Regions from separate parts of the Homo sapiens genome. Here region 2 is linked to region 1. Evidence: chromatin contacts called from ENCODE Hi-C or POLR2A ChIA-PET data. All regions are on one chromosome and are shown on one strand. The core of a region is the stretch at or near the end of the contact, and the rest is flanking DNA. Distances in the headings are between cores, read along the strand shown. Region 1 holds the start of ABLIM2 (actin binding LIM protein family member 2). Region 2 overlaps ABLIM2 (actin binding LIM protein family member 2).

The links. A loop is a pair of places that touch in the nucleus more often than their neighbours do. ChIA-PET counts read pairs that join two places held with the same protein, here RNA polymerase II (POLR2A). Pooled maps may share reads with other maps.
Region 2: a loop to region 1 is called in a map of dorsolateral prefrontal cortex, with 2.1 times the contacts of the local background. The contact joins the enhancer-like site here to the promoter of ABLIM2 in region 1. A Hi-C loop is called at or near these places in 3 of 168 maps with a recorded cell type or tissue (dorsolateral prefrontal cortex, mammary epithelial cell and posterior cingulate gyrus) and 5 of 50 pooled maps. POLR2A ChIA-PET finds 5 or more read pairs at or near these places in 2 of 52 experiments (B cell and activated CD4-positive, alpha-beta T cell).

Annotation. Positions count from the first base shown.
Region 1 is chr4:8,156,726-8,161,669 of GRCh38, forward strand. ABLIM2 (actin binding LIM protein family member 2) reads right to left here and starts at 2,088. Exons shown (of 21, transcript NM_001130083.2): 1 at 1,955-2,088. The coding sequence starts at 1,964. RefSeq lists silencers at 1,805-2,294, 2,635-2,694.
Region 2 is chr4:8,018,397-8,023,340 of GRCh38, forward strand. It overlaps ABLIM2 (actin binding LIM protein family member 2), which reads right to left. Exons shown (of 21, transcript NM_001130083.2): 13 at 1,806-1,907; 14 at 1,222-1,275. Among named protein-coding and RNA genes, the nearest start is that of MIR95, 15 kb to the left of the region's middle. Within about 2 kb of position 2,020, at least 3 of the 41 ENCODE cell types and tissues checked have a DNase peak (open chromatin) inside an H3K27ac peak, as active enhancers do; they include dorsolateral prefrontal cortex, where a contact is called at or near this core.

The DNA of each region.
Region 1 (4,944 bases), core at 838-3,337:
GCCACAGGGGACCTGCCCTTGTTGCCCTTGTTGATGATGGAAGCTCCTGTCCTGCCAGACATACACAGTGGCCGGACGTTAGAGCCCACATGCCAGGAACAAGGGACCATGCTGTCTGCTCTCCCCCACTGTGTGGGTGGAATGCCTGCTGTGCGCATCATCGGCTGGGGACAGGGCTGGGCAGGGGCGACAGGTGGCCCGGAGAGCACACATTGCCAGTTCCAAAGGGCTGGATTGATTCAGAGGGTCTGAGCTGAGCTGGCCACCCAGCAATGACCATCCCAAACTACCGAGGGCCTCCCAGGTGTGGGGCTCTTCATGTTGTACCTTGTCCCCTCCAGGCAACCAATGCTACTGCTCTTACAGGTCAGGAAGCCAAGCTCTGGAAGGTGCCACCTATGCCTAAGACCACCAGGCAGTCACCATGGTTCAAACCCCAGTCTCTGCCCCCAACTGCCCCAGTGCCCCCACACCCCTTCTCGTCAGATGCAGAGGAGAGATGCCAGCACTGCTTCTGAGGCTCTCCCTGATGACAGGGGGGACCACAGGTATCAATTATGGCCACAAGAAGCATAAAATTACTCTGTGTGCACCCAGCCATTATCCCCACCTGCCATTAGATAAATGTGTCTGGAGGTTCTGCCAAGTCTCAGGGTGCCCTGCTCCCCAGCCACTCCCAGATAACTAGGTTGGCCATTTCAGAAATCCTCTTCCAAAGGGTTCTGCCTCTGACCTCCCCAACCGCCTGCCATTGCTCTCAGCTACTCCCAAAGGCTCCCGGCAACGCCGTCCCTCCTTCCTTGGATTGGAGGGGGAGGGAGACAATCTCCCCAGGGAGGGGAGTCCCTGGCCCTTAGCCCCCGCCCCCTTCTAGGCCTACAGCCCACAGGAAGCTCTTACTAAATTCACATTCTCTCCCCAGTCCGATCTCCCTCAGGGGAAGCGGCTGTCCCCATTGGTTTCTGCACCATGGCCAAGGGCCATACTGCAGTCCCTGGCGCGACAGGCTTAGAGGAAAGAGCACAAGAGTCAGTGAGCCCGGGGTTCGAATCCCCGCCCCCCCTTCCTGAGCCAAGCAAGTGACTCAAGCCTGGTGCGCCTCGGGTCACACCCTGAAAAATGGGGTGACAGCCCTTCCCTGCCGGGAATGCAACGACAAGCCCTCAGCCCGGTGCGGGCCCCAGGAGGCTCTCAGATCCGGGCATCCTCAGGCCGCCTCCAGGGCTCACCGCCAAGGGCTCCAGTTCTAGGTCTCAGTTTCCCCAACAGCACAAGGCGCGGCTGGGCTCCAGCGCTGTGGGATTTTTCCAGCCCCGCACAGAGGCTGTCAGATCCCGGAGGGTGGGTGCGGCGGGAAAGGCAGGGGTGCGACGCGCAGGGGCGAGGGGCTGGAGACGCGCAGAGATCGGGTCGGGGCCGGGTCTGACACATGCGGGCTCCGGGTCCCCAGATCTGCTGCGGAGAGTCCTGGGCGCCGAGGGTCGGCCTGACGCCCCCAACCCAGGCGCTGCCAGAGCGGCGCAAGGGCGGCGCCCCCAGCTGCAAAGCCCCGCCTATCATCTCACCTCTGCGTGCCTAGGTCTGCTGGGGCCCCGGCCCTTCGCCCGGACCCCAGGCCCCCGCGCGGACCCTGACCGCTTTCTGCAGCCTGGAACAACCCGGACCCCCGTGAGAAGCAAAGAAGGGGCGCCTTCCAGACATCCTGGCGCAGCCACGCCGGCCGGCGCGCTGGGAAAGGATCCCCGGCCCGCGCCACTGAGCTACGCGCTCCGGGCGCAGGGCAGAGGGCTGCGCTCTGGCCCCTCGGGGCTGCAAAATCCTGGAGCAAAAGTTGGGTGGAGCCGCTGGGTGATTTTCCCCGGCGTTGCAGGTGCAGCCTCCGAATGCCACCCAGCCCTTGCGGCGCCGCGAGCCAGCGCGGGGACCCGTTGGTCCCTCGGTCCCCAGCACCCACCTGCACTCATCTCAGCAGCCGCTCGGAGTCGGGGCGGCCCGGCGCTGCGACAGCCAGACCCTCGGGCCCGCAGGTGCCGCGCCCGCGCTATCCTCCGCCCGCCCGCCGGCTCCGCGCCCGCTCCTTGCGCACACGCCAGGCAGCGCCGCCGCAGCCCCACGGCGCGCAGGCCACGCCCGTGCCACGCCCACTCTCACGCCCCTCCTGGCGGCCCCGCCCCGCGCCCCCGCTGCCGCCCGGGAGCACCCTGGGAAGTGTAGGCACCTCGACGCCACCGCTCCGCCTGGCTCCCCAGCTGCGGGGCGATCGGACTACAAGTCCCAGCACGCTTCGCGGCCAGCGCAGGCGCAGACGGGCGACGGCGGCTGAGGCCTTTCGCAATCGTTCTTAGATCTCTGCAGAGCTGTCGCCACGGCCTGAGGGGCGACGTGGGGACTGCCGCTCACGGAATCCGGGAGTCGCTAGGAGAGCGGCGCAGGGAAAAGCGAGCTTGGTGCAGCTCTTCTTGAGTAGTCGAGCTACAAGGCGCCTGAAGACCTTCTGGGCCAACTCTTCTTTACCAGTTTACAGAGAGGGAAACTGAGGCGGGGGCGGTGCTCGGGCAGGATTAGCCCGCATCCGTCGGCGAGGCTTGCACTGGTGGGGATTCGTGCGCAGGTTTCCTGCCTCCGGGCTTGGGCTGTCCGCGCCTCGCCACCCACCCCAGGCTCCCGTCGCTCCTCGCCGGCTGGCGCCCAGCTGGGGGGTGCACCGGGAGAGGTGGCGCGGCTCACTTCGGCGCAGTCCCCGGCCCCAGCCTCCACGGTGACCGGCTACCCTGTGACATCAGGCGCCCAGCACAGGGCCTGGACGCGGGTGCAGGAGAGGGAGTCAGGGAACGGGGAGGAGCAGGGGTCCCCACTGTGTGCCTGGTGCGACAAAAGGCGAGCTGCAGAGAGGTCGGGAGGAGCCGGCAAACACAAGGATGCCCACCAGGCGCGGAGGGCCTGGGCTGGAGGAGCATTTAGGATGCAGAATCGCGGGAACCTGGCATGGAGAGAGAGGCCAAGGACTTTTGGCTTGGGCCAGGGCTGTTTGGAGATGCTTTCAACAAGTGGAAGAAGATTGGGCACAGAAAATGTAGACTGAATGGAACACTGAGGCAGGAGCAGGTACTCCTCCCCCTCCCTCAGCAGCAGCCATCTCCCCCAAGAGGGGCCAGGATGGGAGGCCAGGAGTACAGTGGCTCAGTGGGGGAGCTGAAGTCCTGGGGAACCAGCCAAGCCCCACACACCCTAGAAATCCAGGAGGCCCAGCTAGGTGATTCTGCCCGCAGCCGCAGGGTTCCCATGCCAGTCCACTGGGATCTTGTGCCATGTAATTGAGGGGGCGCCAGATCTAAGGATCAGTGAACTAATGTGTGCCATGACCCAGTGTGAGTTGAGATCAATAAATGTCTTTGCTTTGCTATTATTATTCTCTGTGGCTAACATAGGGCCTGGCACAGAGCAGGCAGTCTGCAAATATCTGTTGAATAAACGGAGAGAAGGATAGAGGGGAGGGGAGAGTGCTGGCACCTGGCACTCCTGGATCATAGCCTGAGAGGTAGGCCAGGCACCCACCTGCCGTAGGTACACCCTGCTGCCACTTGCCCTCTAAGGAGCTCTCGGTCAGGCTCCCCCGCAGCCTCTGTTTCCTCCCTCTGTTTCCAAAGGCTCCTGAGAACCTCCCAGGGGTGCCATGATTTCCCCCACACAGCCTGGTGAGGACGGCAGGGAGCCCTCACACCTCTCTGCCAAGACCCTGTGAGCCAGAGGGTGGATGTGGGTGCCCCATTCCAGACTGGTTCCAGAGCCCAGGACAAGGGGCTGGGGAGCCTTAACAGTTCTCAACCTGGAAGGGCCTCGGGGCCATGTGGTTCCAACATCTTCTTTCACAAGGGCAGAAACCAAGGCCCAAAGACATACTGCCTCAAGTCACCCAGCAAGTTAGTGACAGGGTGGGGCTTGAGCCAGGTCTTTTCTTTCCTTCCTGCTCCGTGTCTGCTGAACTGGGACTTCAGCGAATCTGCTGGTTGAATTGAATCGATTGAAACAGACTTGGTTCTCTGTCCATGGTACTACAGGCCAGGTGTGACCTCAGGCAACTTGCTTGCCCTCTGTGTGCCTCAGTTTCTATATCCTTCAACTCACAGTGCATACATACCCCTTAGGATTCTCAAACACCTTCAGTGTGCTGGGCTTTCTAGTCCTAGTGAAGAAGATAGACAAGAAATCATTTCACATGCCACAAGATTCATTCTAGAAAAATGCTGCCCCTCTTATTTTTTAGCAGGCCTGGTGGGGTGTCAGGGGGTCTTCAAGGGGCTCATGGACACAGGGAGGCCCCAAATATGTCAAACCAAGGTCCTTTAAAGGTTTATTAAAAGGGGACCGGGCGCGGTGGCTCGCGCCTGTAATCCCAGCACTTTGTGAGGCCAAGGTGGGAGGATTGCTTGTGCTCAGGAATTTGAGACCAGCCTGAGCAACATGGCAAAACCCTGTTTCTATAAAAAATACAAAAATTAGCTGGGTATAGTGGTGTGTGCCTGTGGTCCCAGCTACTCTGGAGGCTGAGCTGGGATGATTGATTGAACCTGGGAGGCGGAGGTTGCAATGAGCCATGATCGGACCACTGTACTCCAGCCTGGGTGACAGACCCTATCTCATGAAAAAAAAAAATCATTAAACGTGCATTTAGAGGAGGGCCTTGGTGGGTACCTTGGAGGGTACCAACATGGAAGCAGGAGCCCCTGCCCTCCTCCTCCAGCCTCAGCTCACATGCCCTTCACCACACAGGGAAGCCCTGCAGTGACCCATGCCTCCTTCCAGCAGGCAGCGGGTAGAGACCTGAACTCCGGGGGCTCCCTTCTACCTCCAGTGCTTATCCAGGTTCCCTGGGGGCTCCCATCCCATTTCAGTGGGGATCCTATCAAGCCCCTGATAGGCGGGTGCCCCAGGCAGTGACCTTGA
Region 2 (4,944 bases), core at 770-3,269, 140 kb before region 1:
CCAAGGGAACTGGTCTGGACAATTTCTAAGGGCCCTAGAGTCTATCTAGCCCATCCCGCTCTGATCCCTCTTGGAGGTTCATGCTCTACGCTTCTCTGGTGGAAAGGCAATGGTAGAAGCCATCATTTCTGGAAACTCAAGACATTTCATTCACTTTTTTCCTTCTTGGAAAGAGGAAAAAAATGCACAAAGTACAGGACCTATTGCCATGATGGAGAAAGTATTTTAAAAGTTTGTATAACCTGATCACTGATTTGTCAGCAAGTCACAGGAAACACACTTTTTATGAGATTCCATCTAAAAGTGTCCATCCAGTTGTCAATGTGGGATGTGGCTATTTGCTTTAGGTACATCTGGACAAGAACGTTTAATATGGAAATGCCTTTTCCCATCGCTAGTGACTTGATACAATTCCCATCATGTGCACAGCACTTTACAGTTTAGAATGCACTTCCCTATTCGATATCCCATGAAGTTCCCACGGTCAGCCTGTGGAAAGGGCGGGGTGGAGGGGATCGGTCCTGTTTTGCAGATGAGTAAACCGAGGCTCAGGATGGTGAAGCAACCTGCTGTCAATCACCCAGAAATCCCAGGAGGAAAGAGAGGGGAGACCATGTGGCCCCGATTCCTGCTCCATGGCCCACGCAAGCTGCTCCCTGCGCACCTCCCAGGCAGGTTCACGTGGAGCAGAGCTGGGCGTCAGCTCCTATTTGCTTATGCAAGAAATCTCCGTAACGGAAGGCAAGGTCACCCATCCCATCATCAGAAATTCTCAAAACTCAAGACTAAAGTCTCCCTGAGGAATAAACGACCGATTCAAGTTTGTTCTATATTCCAAAGATCGGGCCTGGATCAGATTGTGGTTCTAGGAGCCTCTGTCCCTCACCATCTTGGCTAAAGTCTCTCTGGCTGCATAATTGAAGGCGCCACCACCAGGCTCTTGGCTATAAACCCCCATCCCAAGCCCTGGCTGATGTGCATTAGCCTCGGCGTCGTAACGCACAGAAGTTCCTTACTCAGACATACCCTTCATCGTAATTTATCAGAACAGGACTCTCGGGAGGCTGCTAGTGAATTTGCATTTAATAGTCAGACTGCTAAGGGCCTTGGTGGTGCCTTCACTGCATTTATCAGAACACAACAAAAGGATGCATTCAGAAGCAGATGGGTATTGACAGGCATGCGGGGCAAACCACAGCAGCGGGAGGAATCCAACCGTACCATGCTGTCTGTAGATAGGGGGTTTCCTATAGATGTTATCTTTTACGCCAGTGTCTGGGGAAGAAGAAAGAAAAAAAAGGAGAGAACAGGAGGGTAAGCAGCAAGTTGTGATGGTTTCTGTTCTACAGCTTTTTGTAAGCAACAAGCACTCACCCAGATTTAGAATCATCAGGCAGGAACTGGCACCCAGCGAGCGACAGACACCCAGGCCCCAGATCAAGCCTCCCTGACTCCAGATGCCACCCTCATCTGCAGGAGATGGGGCAGCAGCCAGGAACCTTGTGGTCCCCCGGGAAGTGTAGCCAGCTCAGACAGCCCTTTTCCTTCACCCCATTCCCAGGAGGACAGGTGTATCTCCCTGCCGTTTGTGGGAATTTGGAAGAAACTCAAACACACATCGGTTTGGGGTTGTGAAAACCCGTCTGATGGTTTTAAAGAAATCTCAGTGCCTGGGGAGCAGTGGAGGAGCCTGGAGTGTCGTCTGGCGCCTGCTGAGTCAAGGCAAGCTGACAGTTTGGGTGTGGCCAGTTTCGGTGTGGACAGTTTCAGTGTAAGGAGCCCAGCCAGCGTGTCCCGGAGCCTACCTGGGACGTGGAAGTGGCGAGGTGCCTGCTGGTAGGTGGAGGGGGGCGGCTTGCTGTCAGAGAGCACGGAGAGGCTGGGGGTGCTCCGGCCACTTTCACTGCCTCCAGACGGAAGGGCAAAGGCAGCAGATAGAAGGGGAAACGGGAAAGCAAAGTAGAATATTTCAAGCATGAAAAGCTTATTTGCAGCGAGCCCCATCTCTCCTGTCTGGTGGAGCAGCCCAGATCCCCTGCCCAGGGGAAGGAGTGTGGGCCTCATCCACGTTCCCAGACTGTGTCCAAGGACTTGCTAATCCAACCCTGAGTTGAAGTCTGTCCAGAGTCCCAAGGCAGAGGAGCGACATTGCTGAGGGCAGAGGGCTGGGCGGTGAACTAAGAACACCTTAGGGGGCTCACTCCATCTGCGCCTCTGCATCCTGGCTGGTGTTTGAATCCAACCAACTGCAAATTCGCCAAAACAAAGGCCCCTCTTCCTAATTATCCTTGTATATAAACATGCTGTTTTCCTTGAGAATCTAAAAATTAGCTGCTCAGAATAGGATTAAAGCACTAAAATGATCAAAATTGTCCTTTAAAAGCCATTGAGTAAAATTTTGCCAGCTGCAGAAGATAAGAAAAGAGTAGTATCCATCCATTACCACATTCTTTTTTTTTTTTTTTTTTTTTTTGGGACAGTGTCTCACTCTGTCACCCAGGCTGGAATGCAGTGGCACAATCACGGCTCTGCAGGGTGCAGACTCCACCTTCTGGGCTCAAGCCATCCTCCCACCTCGGCCTCCCAAGTTGCTGGGACCACAGGTGTGCACTACCACGCCTGGCTAATTTTTTTAATTTTGTAAAGATGGGGTTTTGCCACGTTGCCCTGGCTGGTCTTGAACTCCTGGGCTCAAGCAATCTGCCCACCTCTACCTCCCAAGGTGCTGGGATTACAGGCATGAGCCACCGCACCCTGGCCACATTCTTAAATACAACTGCTTTTTGGCAAATTAAATGGAAAGCATCCTCTGACCCTGCTTCAATTGCTGAGCTCACCTGGAACTATAATTCTGTTTTGCGAACAAGGTTGGATTATCAAGTCACGCATCCAGAGGGCCGAGGTGACCTGGGTGACGCCCCTCCCCCCACACCTGTTTGGGGAATGAGGTGACAGACAGATGCAGGGTATTGAATGCTTGTGATGAGAGAAGGTGTACGCTCCCTGCAGAAGACACTCCCAAGGCCCCGTTCCTCCCACCTGCCAGCCCCAGGAAGCCCCCTCAGCACTAGGCAATGGGCTGCAAGGGGTAAGGCGCTCTTCACCTGAGAACGTTCCCTCAAGCTGCACAGCCTTTCAGAGCAGCAGGACCCTGCGGTGACATCGAAATGAAACAGAAATAGAACTTCTGCGGTGGGTGAGTGATGTGCTGGGCCTGAAGGTGGACTGGCCAGGGACCCCACAGTGGACTCGTGAGGAGGGCTCGACAGACACTGGCCCAGAGGGGGCTCTTGCCTGGTGGTGGGCTGCATGCAGCGGGAGGTCACCTAGGAGCAGGGTGGCCCCAGCCAGGCTGATGCCGTAGAAAGGACTGCAGGCTCTAACTTTGAGCATTTTCTCGTGCTTGGGCATGGGTGCTGATTTTGCCTGTCAATGCTGATGGAGCGTCAGATAACTGCCCTTCCCTTAGCAACCTCCCTCCAGAACAGCATGGAACCTTCTAGAGCCTCAGTTGGCTCTACAGGTGCCCTTGCTGGCCGTGGCACCCTTGCTGGTCAGGTCACGCTCGTCAGGATGCTCCACGGTGGACTCCTGCACCTCCTGGTGGCAGCAGGGGCCTCACAGCAGGGAGACTGGACTCACGTGCCCGGAAAGGACACCGCGGATCCCTCCTACCGACTACGGCTGTGCTGGACCCATCCCCACTGGCAGCAAAACAGGGCAGGTTTTAAAAACTGCACCCACACGAACTCTGAACAGAGGAAGACGGTTTGCTTCAGGCACCATCTCTAAGCTGTGTGTGCTCTTGGCACAGCTCGTGGACCTGGGAGGCCAGGAAGGGCTGGTTTCTTCCTATCTGGAATCATGGCCCCTGATCTGCCTCAGCCCCCACTCAGTGGGCCGAGGATCTAACACATCACAGTGTACCTGTCCCTCCCCAGTTCCCAGCCACAGGGCAGCATCCCCTGAAGTTTCAAACCAGAGTCTGTGGACACATGTGCACGTCTATTTGAGGAGGGTCCGGAGACTCATCAGCTTTCATCAGATACTTGGAGGGGCCTGAGGCCGCAGGGAAGCTGGGGACACAGCCATGTTGGCCCACCTCATTCTGGCCCCCCAGGGCCCTCTAACACCAGCCCGAGTCCTGCCACCTCGGTCCCTCCCTCCCAGCACCCCGCCCCTTGACGAGTGTCCTCTCCAGGGCTTCCCACCTGTCCGGACCCTTCCTGGGTCCAGGTTCAGGCTCTGCCTCCTCTGCTCAGCCTTCTGGTAGGACTTGGTCTCTGAGGACCTCTCCCTCCTCTGCACTCATGCCTGCCTGCTGCCTGTGAGGCTTCGTTGGAACAAAATGCATCGCCAGCTCCCACCTGGAGCACTGTGCTGCTAGGCTCACATCCCAGGGGGCTTCTGATATGCTACAGACGGGGATGCTTCAGCATCCTTTAACCTGGGATGCTGCCTGTTAGGAGAGGAGCAGCTTCAGCCCTTTCGAAAAGTCTTCCTTCTCCTCTTCTTCCTCCTCCACTTTTTCCTCTTCCTCCTCCTCCTCCTCTTCTTTTTCCTCTTCCTCCTCTGCCTCCTCTTCCTCTTTTTCCTTTCTCCTCCTCCTCTTCCTCCTTCACTTTTTCCTCTTTCTCCTCCTCCTCCTCCTTCTTCTCTACTTTTTCCTCTTCCTCCTCCCCCTCCTCTCCTCTTCCATTTTTAAAAATTTCAGTAAATGTTTCATTAGGAACAGCTTCAGGTAGTCCAGGGGGCTCCCGCACCCTCCCGGCCCGCGTCCCTGCCGTCCCCTCTCCCATCACTAGGGTGCCCACAGATTGGTGCCACCTGCACGCCGCACGGGATTCGGGTTTCCCCGGGTGTCACCTGATGTTCTTCCGCTCCAGGATCCCACCCAGGAAACATGACGTTCTGTCGGCACGTCTCCCAAGGCTCCTCTCGGCT